Linked DNA regions of Homo sapiens: region 1 is linked to region 2. A link is a contact called in ENCODE Hi-C or POLR2A ChIA-PET data. All regions are on one chromosome and are shown on one strand. Each heading gives the region's core, a stretch centred on a gene start or an enhancer-like site at or near the end of the contact. The rest is flanking DNA. Distances are from core to core; before and after follow the strand shown.

The links. Hi-C counts contacts between places; a loop is a spot of excess contacts on that map. ChIA-PET counts read pairs that join two places held with the same protein, here RNA polymerase II (POLR2A). Pooled maps may share reads with other maps.
Region 1: POLR2A ChIA-PET joins it to region 2 with 13 read pairs in A549. The contact joins the enhancer-like site here to the promoter of TTPAL in region 2. A Hi-C loop is called at or near these places in 8 of 168 maps with a recorded cell type or tissue (B cell, CD4-positive, alpha-beta T cell, Caco-2 and 5 more), 3 of 37 single-sample maps with no recorded cell type and 23 of 50 pooled maps. POLR2A ChIA-PET finds 5 or more read pairs at or near these places in 1 of 52 experiments (A549).

The regions. Positions count from the first base shown.
Region 1 is chr20:44,718,935-44,724,067 of GRCh38, reverse strand. CCN5 (cellular communication network factor 5) reads right to left here. Exons shown (of 4, transcript NM_003881.4): 2 at 3,955-4,171. All of the region lies in intron 3 of KCNK15-AS1 (KCNK15 and WISP2 antisense RNA 1), which reads left to right. Among named protein-coding and RNA genes, the nearest start is that of CCN5, 6.1 kb to the right of the region's middle. Within about 2 kb of position 3,232, at least 18 of the 41 ENCODE cell types and tissues checked have a DNase peak (open chromatin) inside an H3K27ac peak, as active enhancers do; they include PC-9 and ascending aorta, where a contact is called at or near this core.
Region 2 is chr20:44,472,974-44,477,797 of GRCh38, reverse strand. It overlaps TTPAL (alpha tocopherol transfer protein like), which reads right to left and starts at 1,924. Exons shown (of 5, transcript NM_001039199.3): 1 at 1,807-1,924. RefSeq lists a silencer at 1,819-1,948 and an enhancer at 2,039-2,128.

The DNA of each region.
Region 1 (5,133 bases), core at 1,983-4,482, 240 kb before region 2:
GCCTAGGTGCTCAGGGAACACTCTTTCAATGAAGCCCTCAAGATATGGGTGTTATTGCCACTTCCTCCACTGGACATGAACTCCTTGAGGGCTGGGGCGGCCAGTGTGCGTCTCTGCACCCTCCGGTGGGCTCAGAGCCTAGGTGCGACACACAGTACTGTAGGAATGCCCCTTCAGTGAATAGCTGGCATAAGCCTTGGCACATGAGAGACCCTGATAAAATAGCCCTACTCCTTATCATTCCAGAGATATTTACTGTTTCCCGCCTGTGTGCCAACCACTGTGCTCCCAGACAGAAAGAGGACAGTTCCTGCCTTGAGGGACTCATGGGCTTGGGAAAGGGGGACGGGTGTGAGGGCATCATCTCCAAGACAGAATGAAGTAAGAGCGCTGGTGAAGCGTGTGAGCTGCTCAGGAAGTGCAGACGGGAAACAGCGTGTGTGTGAGACCTGGGTGGCCACTGAGCTACGTCTGGGGAAAGGACTCATTAGCAAACAAGTTCTCCCAGATCTTCTGAGAAAACCTTCCAGTAGGTCTGTACACACACAGGGGTTTCAGAACCAAAACCACACATACTTAGGTTCCAACTCTGGCTCCCACTTGTGGGGCCTGGGGCAAGTTATTTTGCCTCTCTGAGCCTTGGTACCCGGCTCACAGGGCTGCTGGGGGATTAGATGAGCTAGGGGACTTACAGCATTTTGCCCCAAGCCTGGCACATAGCAGATGCTCAATAAACAGGAGAGGGTTATGCTTCCACGTAGCATCTGCTATGTGCCAGGCTTGGGGCAAAATGCTGTAAGTCCCCTAGCTCATCTAATCCTCCAGCAGGGAAGGCCTTGCTGAGAAATAATGCTGGTAGAGGGAACAGCCAGTGCAAAGGCCCTGAGGCACGAGTGTGCCTGGGGTATTTAAGGAACAGCAAGGGGCCAATGTGGCTGGAGCAGAGAGCAGGAGGAGAGGAGGTCAGAGAGGAAGCATGAACAGGATCCTGTTGGGGCCTTGTAGGCCACTGTGGGGACTTTGGCTTTTCCTCTGAGATGGGAAGCCACCAGAAGGCTTGGGGCAGAGGAGGGAGGTGATCTGGCTTATGACTTCCCAGGAGCTCTCTGACTGCTGTGTTGTGAATAGACCAGGGGCAACGACAGAAGGAGGGAGATGATTATGGGGCTACTGCAAAATCCAGGCCAATGATGACGGGGCTCAGACCAGAAGGGATGGGAGTGTCGGATGCTGGAAATACACGATGAATTTGCTGGTGGGTGGTATGTGGGAGGTGAGAAAAGAGAGATGTCTAGACCGGCTGTGGTGGCTCATACCTATAATCCCAGCACTTAGGGAGGCCGAGGCGGGTGGATCACTTGAGGTCAGGAGTTCCAGACCAGCCTGGCCAACATGGTGAAACCCCGTCTCTACTGAAATACTAAAATACAAAAATTAGCGAGGCATGGTGGTATGTGTCTGTAATCCCAGCTACTTGGGAGGCTGAGGCGTGAGAATCGCTTGAACGCAAGAGATGGGGTTACAGTGAGCTGAGATCCTGCCACTGCACACCAGCCTGGGTGAAAGAGTGAGACTCCATCTCAAAAAAAAAAAAAAAAAAAAGAGAGAGAGATAGAGAGACCTCTAGAACGACTCCCAGGTCTTGAGTCTGAGCCATGAGAAGGATGGAGGTGCTCTCAACAGACTGGGGAGGCCGTTCTGGGGGGCGGAAGATCAGGATCCCGGCATTGGATGCGCTGTTATCACGATGGTGAATCTGCAGCACATCTCACAGCTCAGAGTTGGCCCTTAGAGAAGAGCGTTCAACGAGTAAGTGATGGGAGAGGTTTTTGGCAGTATGTTCCCTGCAAAGCCCTAGACTGAGCCTTTGTGATGTCTTAGCTGGACTCTTTGGGGTTCACCAGTTCCCGGCCTCTAAATTCAGTTTAAATCATTAAACACTGTTGAGCACCCATCATGTTGACAGACCAAGGTGGGAAGTTGCAGGAAGGACCAGGGACCCAAGTACGCCTTTGGCCTGCAGGTGTTTGAAGTCTGAATTAAGATGGAATAAGAAAAATCCCTTAATACAGTTATTAACAATCACAGCCTATGTACTAATCAACTGCTGCATGTCAGGCAGTTGAGCAATGGAGCTTGTGGAGCCAGCTCCCTGAGTTCAAATCTCAGCTCTGCCGCTTATGAGCTGTGTGACCTTGGGCAAGTTGCTTAGCCTCTCTGTACCCCTTTTTTCCATTTATAAGAGAAGGGTACCTACCTCATGTGGTTGTGAGATTAAATGAGTTTATATTTGTGAAACCCTCAGTGTCTTACACGTGGTAAGGGCTGTGCAAGTGTAAAATAAACTCTGTGGGTGCTGTTTACACGTGTCACAGCAAATGTAAATAACAGCTTTGTAAGCGAAGTGTTACTTATCTCAATTGTTCTTCAGATACATTTTCATAAGCAATCATCCCTCAGTCAGTGTAACGAATCACCCTCCTTATCCTTACAGTACTTGTAAATAAAGCATTTCACATGGAGTTATTACTTTTTTTTTTTTTTTTTTTTTTTTTTGGAGATAGGGTTTGGTCTGTTGCCCGGGCTGGAATGTAGTGGCGCAACCATGGCTCACTGCAGCCTCAAACACCCAGGCTCAAGCGAGCCTCTCACCTCAGCCTCTCAAGTAGCTGGGACCACAGGCATGTGCCACCACACCCGGCTAATTTTTTTTTTTTTTTTTTGATAGAGAGAGGATCTTACTATGTTGCCAAGGCTGGACTAGAACTCCTGGGCTCAAGTGGTCGTCCCGCCTCAGTCTCCCAAACTGATAGGATTATAGGCATGAGTCACTGTGCCTGGCCTGTTGTTTTTTAACAAGGCTTTTCCTACAGATGAATTCATTATCAATGATTCATGAGCTTCTCTCTCTCTCTCTTTCGTTCTTATTTTTATAAAAGTGTGACATGCACATAGATGAAAGAGGCAAATTGTTCTACAAGGCTTATTATTAAAAAAGAAAAAAGAAGAACAATCTCTTGCCTCTTTGCATTTCTCTAAAGTGATGGTTCCCAACTGGAGATTTTGCCCCCTGGGGAAATTTGGCACTGTCTGAAGACAGACTGTCATGACTTGGGGGATGGGGAGTGCTGCTGGCATACAGTGGGTGGAGTTCGGGGATGCTGCTAGAAGTCTTACCATGCACAGGACAGCCCTCCCACAACAACTAATTCTCTGGCACCCAGTCACTGGAGCCAGCTTGCAAAGCCCTGCCCCGAAGCATCAGAGAATACCAAGGCCTAGAAGAGTGGTGAGGAATGTCACATGCTCGGGTGACTGCTGAATACATGGCAAACCCAGGATCCCAGCAGTGCTCCGAGGGCCCCCACTATGGGAGAAGACAGAATAAACTGTTCCTTAGAGCCCGTTGGATCTGGTCCCGTGCCGTGTGACATGAAGCATGTCCCTTAATGCTGGTGAACCTGTTTCCTCATTCATAAAATAGGTCTGAAAGTACTTCCCATCATAGGGTTATTGTGAGGATGATGTGACTTGTGTAGTAAGTGCTTAGCACAGTTCTGGACACATATTATGCCCTAAAAGGTTGCACTTTTATTTTCCCCAAAGTGTTGTAAGGATCCTGAGAAGGGAGTGGTGGCATCTGGTTTGAAGAATCTGGGGGGGCTTCTCAGGGGAGAAGCTGTTTGAACTTGGCTTTGAAAGTTGGCAATGATTTGGACAGGTAGGGATGGGGAAAGGTTATTGGGGTAGTGAGATGGTTTAAGCAGAGGCCAAGAAGGGAGAGGAGGGAGTGGGGAGTGGGCTTTGGGACACCAAGTTCAGCTGGAATGGATGGGATACCTGAAGTGAGCACCCAAGGAGGTAGAGAGAGGAGGGCTGCACTTTGATCCAGGACACCACGGCCTTGACCTCCCGCTCACACCCGCCCCCACTCAGTCCTGCAAACCTGCTTACAGAGGCACAGGGCCCCCCGGCCACCGGGTCCTGCCCCGGGCTGGCAGACCAGGCCCTGGCTGGCGTCGCAGACGTGGAGTTGGTCGCAGGGCTCCCCCAGCCGCCGTGCACATACCCGGCAGCAGCCACAGCCATCCAGCACCAGGGGTACTCCCAGCGGGCATCGGGGAGGTGGCCAGGGGCAGGTACATGGTGTCGGGCACAGCTGGGTACGCACCTGAAGAGACAGAGACCTCACTCAGCCACGGGCTTTCGAGGTGGGCAGTGAGACCCTCACAACCAGCCACTTCTCTGCCAGGCTGGGTAGTGTGGTGTCCACACCTTAGCCTCAGAGCCATGCAGACCTGGCCTCAAAGGCCAGTAGTCCCACAACATGCCCTAAGAGGCAGTATGGCATGTAGTTATGGGCAAGGACTCTGGACTAGAGTTCCAGTTCTTTATTTTTTATTTTTATTTTTGGAGTCAGAGTCTGGCTCTGTTGCCCAGGCTGGAGTGCAGTGGCGCGATCCCAGCCTCACTTCAACCTCCACCTCCTGGGTTCAAGCGACTCTCGTGCCTCAGCCTCCCGAGTAGCTGGGACTACAGGCGCCCACCACCATGCCTGGCAATTTTTGTATTTTTAATAGAGATGGGGTTTCACCATGTTACCCAGGCTGGTCTTGAAATCCTGAGCTCAGGCAATCCGCCCGCCTCGGCCTCCCAAAGTGCTGGGATTATAGGCATGAGCCACTGCACCTGGCTAGACTTCCAGTTCTAATTCTGCCCCTTATTAGCTGAGTGACCTTGAGGAAGTTACTTAAGCATTCTGAGCCTCAGTTTCCTCAAAGTATCTAACTCAGAGGATTGCTCTGAGGAGTACATGAAATGCTGCACAGCAAACCCTCAGCACAGGGCCTGGCATGCAGTAGGCGCTCACTGCACTTAGCTTTGATGATCCTTGTTGTTAATGGTGGCAGAGGGCTCAGCCCCAGCCCTCTGGGAGCTTACAGAAAGGCAAAAGCAACAAGTCAAGGATGAAAATGGTAGGGTCTGGTACATTTTCCAGCATACGGATACTTATCTTAGGACTGAATAAATTGAACCATATCATGGATGTTTTTGGCCTTTCGATCCATTCAGCATGTGTCCCAGCTCTGGAGGTACATCACATCAGCCAGGAGACTTGGGAAAATACAGACC
Region 2 (4,824 bases), core at 675-3,174:
CTGTAGTGCCAGCTACTTGGGAGGTTGAAGCAGGATAATCGCTTGAAACCAGGAAGCGGAGGTTGCAGTGAGCCGAGATCATGTCACTGCACTCCAGCTTGGGCGACAGGGCGAGACGCTATCTCAGATAAATAAATAAATAAATAAATAAATAGATAGATAGATAAATAAATAAAAATATATTTTAAAAGGACCAATCTGCTGTCTTGAGAATGGACTCTAAGGGAGTGAGGACTGAAGCAGACCATTTAGAGGCTATTGCAATAATCCAGCTGAGAGATGCTGGTGGCCTGGAGTAGGTAGCCTTCACTGACCCCCAGCCAGGTTAGGTGCCTCCCCCGCACTTCTCCCACCCTGTTGCAATTGTCTGTTGGCAATTTGTGAGCAACATCCAAGTTTGTCTTGTTCATCACCTGAAACCCAGCGCCTAACATGGTGTTAGACACATAATCTGCACTCCATAAATATTTGTTGAATGACTTTAGTCTGGTTGGCACAGGTATGCTAAGTGAGGAATGGAACAACTATGGCTTTGTTTCTATGGAAGTAACCAAGAGATGCCTGCAATCCCATCAAACATCAGTGTTCACAAGGTACAAGCCTCACCTCAAAGCCCCTCTCCAGCCTCATTTTCCATCGCACCCCACCTTGATGCACATTAAATGCCAGTCAAAACAAACTAATAACCCATCATCCTTGGAATAACTCGTGCACTTCTGATACACTCTGCCTGGAATTTCCTCTTCTAATTTGTTCCTAACTTGACAGCTCAGGCTCAGCTGCCATGTCACCACCTCAGTGAATCCTTCCCAAACTCCCTGAGGGTGATTCCCTCCAGTTTTCCACAGAACTGGGTTCCTATTTCTTTTTTAGAAATTACAGTCCAATGCTATGGGCATTTATCTAGAGTCAGTTTCACCACGCACTCATTTATCAAATAATTACCGATCACCTACCATATATGTCAGGCACTGTGCTCACAGGCACTGGGAACACAGACGCAAACAATACAATTCCTTGCCTAATAAAGCTTACATTATAGTGGAATGAAGAGAATGCATACTTGAGCATTTTACCATGTATCAAGCATTGCTAAGCCCTTTACCCATTTCCTCATTTAATCTTCACGTTATTTGGTGAGAGCGCTATTACTGTTGCCATTTTACAAAGGAGGACAAAAAGGACTGTCCCCTAGAATCTAAGTTCCACGAGGGCAGAGGGCTTGTCTGCCATGTCCACTGCCACCCCCAGTGCCGGGCACATGGCAGTGGTCTGTACACATCAGCGGAGGATATAGGTTAAGCGATTCGCCCAAGGGGGCACACCCGGTGAGGCAGAGCAAGGATGCGTCTAGCCCCACCCTGGGCTTCTAATCTGTACCCTCCACCTGGAGCTTCATGTTGACTCTCCAGGGACTCAGCAGTGCCGAGCGCTCAGCAGGACTCAGTCACAGGCTGGTGAATGAGCTGACAGGCGGACATATGAGTGAGATGCAGACACCATTGGTAACGGTGAAGCCAAAGATCTCCCCCACCTGGAGCCCATCCTTTCTGGAGCATCACTTTCCTTTCCACCCCTTCCTCTCAACAAGGAGAGGTCAGGAAGCCATCTCTCCTAGAGCCCCCGAGACCCCATATCCCGTGGACAACCTTCCGAGGCCCCCACTTCCGGCTGTCACCCCCTCCCCAGGTGTCCCCATTTCCTGGGGTCTCTCGCTCCTCTGGTCCCCACTTCCGGTTATCCTTCCCTCTCAGGGGTCCCTCTCCTCAGCTCCCAGGGCACACGGATGGGCTCGCGGGCACTCACCGGCCCGACTACGGGCGGAGCGCGGGTCAATCGGCGGCGGGAGCCTCGTCCGGCAGCGCACGCAGAACCGACCCGCACTCCCTGCCCGGCCTGCCCGGCCTCTCGCGCCGGAAGTGACGATCCAGGGCGTGGGAGGCGGGGCTCCGCCTAGGAGCGCGCATGTGCGACGCCTCCCCGCGGCGTTGGTGTTCAGTCCCCACCTGGCTGCCGGAGCTCCGAGCTGCGGACCTGGAGTGGCTGGGAGGAGCTGGGGCACCAGCCGCTTGTCAAACCCGGCTTATAGATGGGGAAACTGAGGCTCAGAGAAGGAAGGAAAGAAGCTGCCATTTTCCAAGAACATGCTAACATGTACCTGTTGTTTAACATCCATGATCTCATTAACTCCTCATATTTATGCAATTCCCCTATTTCAGGAAAGGGAAACTGGCAATCAAGGCAGTAAAGGGCTTCAAACCCGGACCTCAGGATTAGCATTCTAGACTTCCCCCCACTATGGCTGCTATCAGGACTAGCTGCTCCAAAAAGGGAGACTCCAAACCAGGGGACATCTGTCTGTCATTAACTGAGTGACCTGGAGCAAGTCCCCATTCCTTCTTGTGCTTCCGTTTCCTTACCTGAAACCTGATTCTTGCTCTGGAGCCTGATTCAATAATTACTTTTTTCCTGCTTTGGGGTTCATTACGTTCCCTCCAGACAAAGGCTTTACTAACTCCCACCCCAGTCCATTAAGATCCGCCCGCAAGTATTTTGTGCAACTGCAACTTTGAGGCAAATCTCCTAGGTCCCTCTGAGGCAGAACCTCTGGTGGTCCAGGAGAACTCTGAGCCTAAAGAAACGACCTTAAACAGTCTTTTCATTTTCCTACCCCAGGGGCAAGAGGAGTCCCAAGAAGATGGGAAGTGACCCATGAGGGCCACAAGAACGTGGCAGTTTCTGCCAGATTGAGGGGCAGGGGGCAGCAGTATGGAGGCGACCTGGGAATCATGAGTTTTGACTCCTGCTCTCAGTTTCATCACTTCTAAGATTGACAGACAAAATATATAACATTCACTACAGTTTGAATTTCAGATAAACATTTAAGCATGTTCCTTTCCAAACACACACACACATACACACAGATAAGTGTGTCCTATGCAACATTTGGGACACATTTATACTTTAAAAATTGTTGTTTATAGGAAATTCAAATATGACTACTGGGCATCCTGGATTTTGTTTTGTTTGCTAAATCTATGTATTATTTTCCTGTTACTGTTACAAGGAATTACTGCAAACTTCATGGATTGAAACAACACAGATATATTCTCTTGCAGTTCTCTAGGTCAAAAGTCTAAAATCAAGGTGTTGGCAAGGCTGCATTCTTTTGGGGATTTGGAGGAAGCATCAGTTCCTTTCCTTTTACAGTTTGTAGAGGCCACCTGCATTCCTTAGCTTATGGCCCCTTCTTCAAATCACCTCAACCTCTGGCTTCTGTTGTCACCTCTACTACTGACTGATCCTCCTGCTTCCCTCTTCTTATAAGGACTCTTGGGATTACATTGGGCTCAGCCAGATAATCCAGGATAATCTTACCATCTCAAGATCCTTACATTAATCACATCTGTGAGATCTTTTAAAACGTAAGGTAAGGCCGGGTGCAGTGGCTCACGCCTGGAATCCCAGCACTTTGGGAGGCTGAAGCAGGTGGATCACTTGAGATCAGGAGTATGATGAGACCACCCCAGCCAACATGGTGAAACCCTGTCTCTACTAAAAATACAAAAATTAGTTGGGCGTGGTGGCACACGCCTGTAATCCGAGGCCCCCACTTCCGGCTGTCACACCCAACTATGCGGGAGCCTGAGGCAGGAGAATCACTTGAACCCAGGAGGCAGAGGTTGCAGTGAGCCGAGATCATGCCACTGCCCTCCAGCCTGGGCGACAGAGCGAGACTCTGTCTCAAAAAGAAAACCCCCCAAAACAGCCGGATGTGGTGGCTCATGCCTATAATCTCAGCACTTTGAGAAGCCAAGGCAGGTGGATCACCTGAGTTCAGGAGTTCGAGACCAGCCTGGCCAACCTGGTGAAACCCTGTCTCTACTAAAAATACAAAAATTAGCCAGGCCTGTAATCCCAGCCACCTGGGAGGCTGCCTGGGCTCAAGCCATTCTCCTGCGCCCTGCCAAATGGCAGCTCTTGTGGCAAAGGGTGAGGGATGACCCTGTCCTAACCAGGCTGTCCTAGGTATTGGAATAAATTCACCCCTCTCCTTAACCCAAACCTAGGACCTACTACTGGTACCTGGAGCCCAGATGGCAATCCTAGATGTTGCCAGCAGGAGAAGAACTTGGTCTCAAGGGCAGGGCAGGGAGAGGATTCAGAGATGCCCCAGAAATCCCTGCCTCTTCCCTCAACTGAGGGCCATTATTTCTTGTTCCTCTTGGTATTACATTTTAGAGAACCAGATTATATCAGGATTAGAACATCTCCGATAAACAATGACAACAAAAAGAGTTTCTGCTTTTTGAATTATATATACCAGGCACTGTGCTTGTATGATCTTAATTTCACCTTACAATGACCCTGTGAACAGCGAGCTAGGATTGTCCCATTTACAGAAGAGGAAACTAAAATCCAGAAAGAGGCCAGGCTTGGTGGCTCATGCCTGTAATCCCAGCAATTTGGGAGGCCAAAGTGGTGGATCACTTGAGGTCAGGAGTTTGAGACCAGCCTGGCCAACATGGTGAAATCCCGTGTCTACTAAAAATACAAACATTAACCAGGCATGGTGGCAGGCGCCTGTAATCCCAGCTACTCTGGAGGCTGAGGCAGGAGAATCACCTGAACCCGGGAGGTGGAGGTTGCAGTCAGTCAAGATTGTGCCATTGCACTCCAGGCCGGGCAACAGAGCGAGACTCCATCTCAAAAAATAATAATAAAATAAAATAATGTAAAATATTCAGAAAGAGAAAGTCTCCTAAGGGCTCAAGATATGAAAGAGAGAGCTAGGTATCAATTCAAGCCTGTATGACACCATGG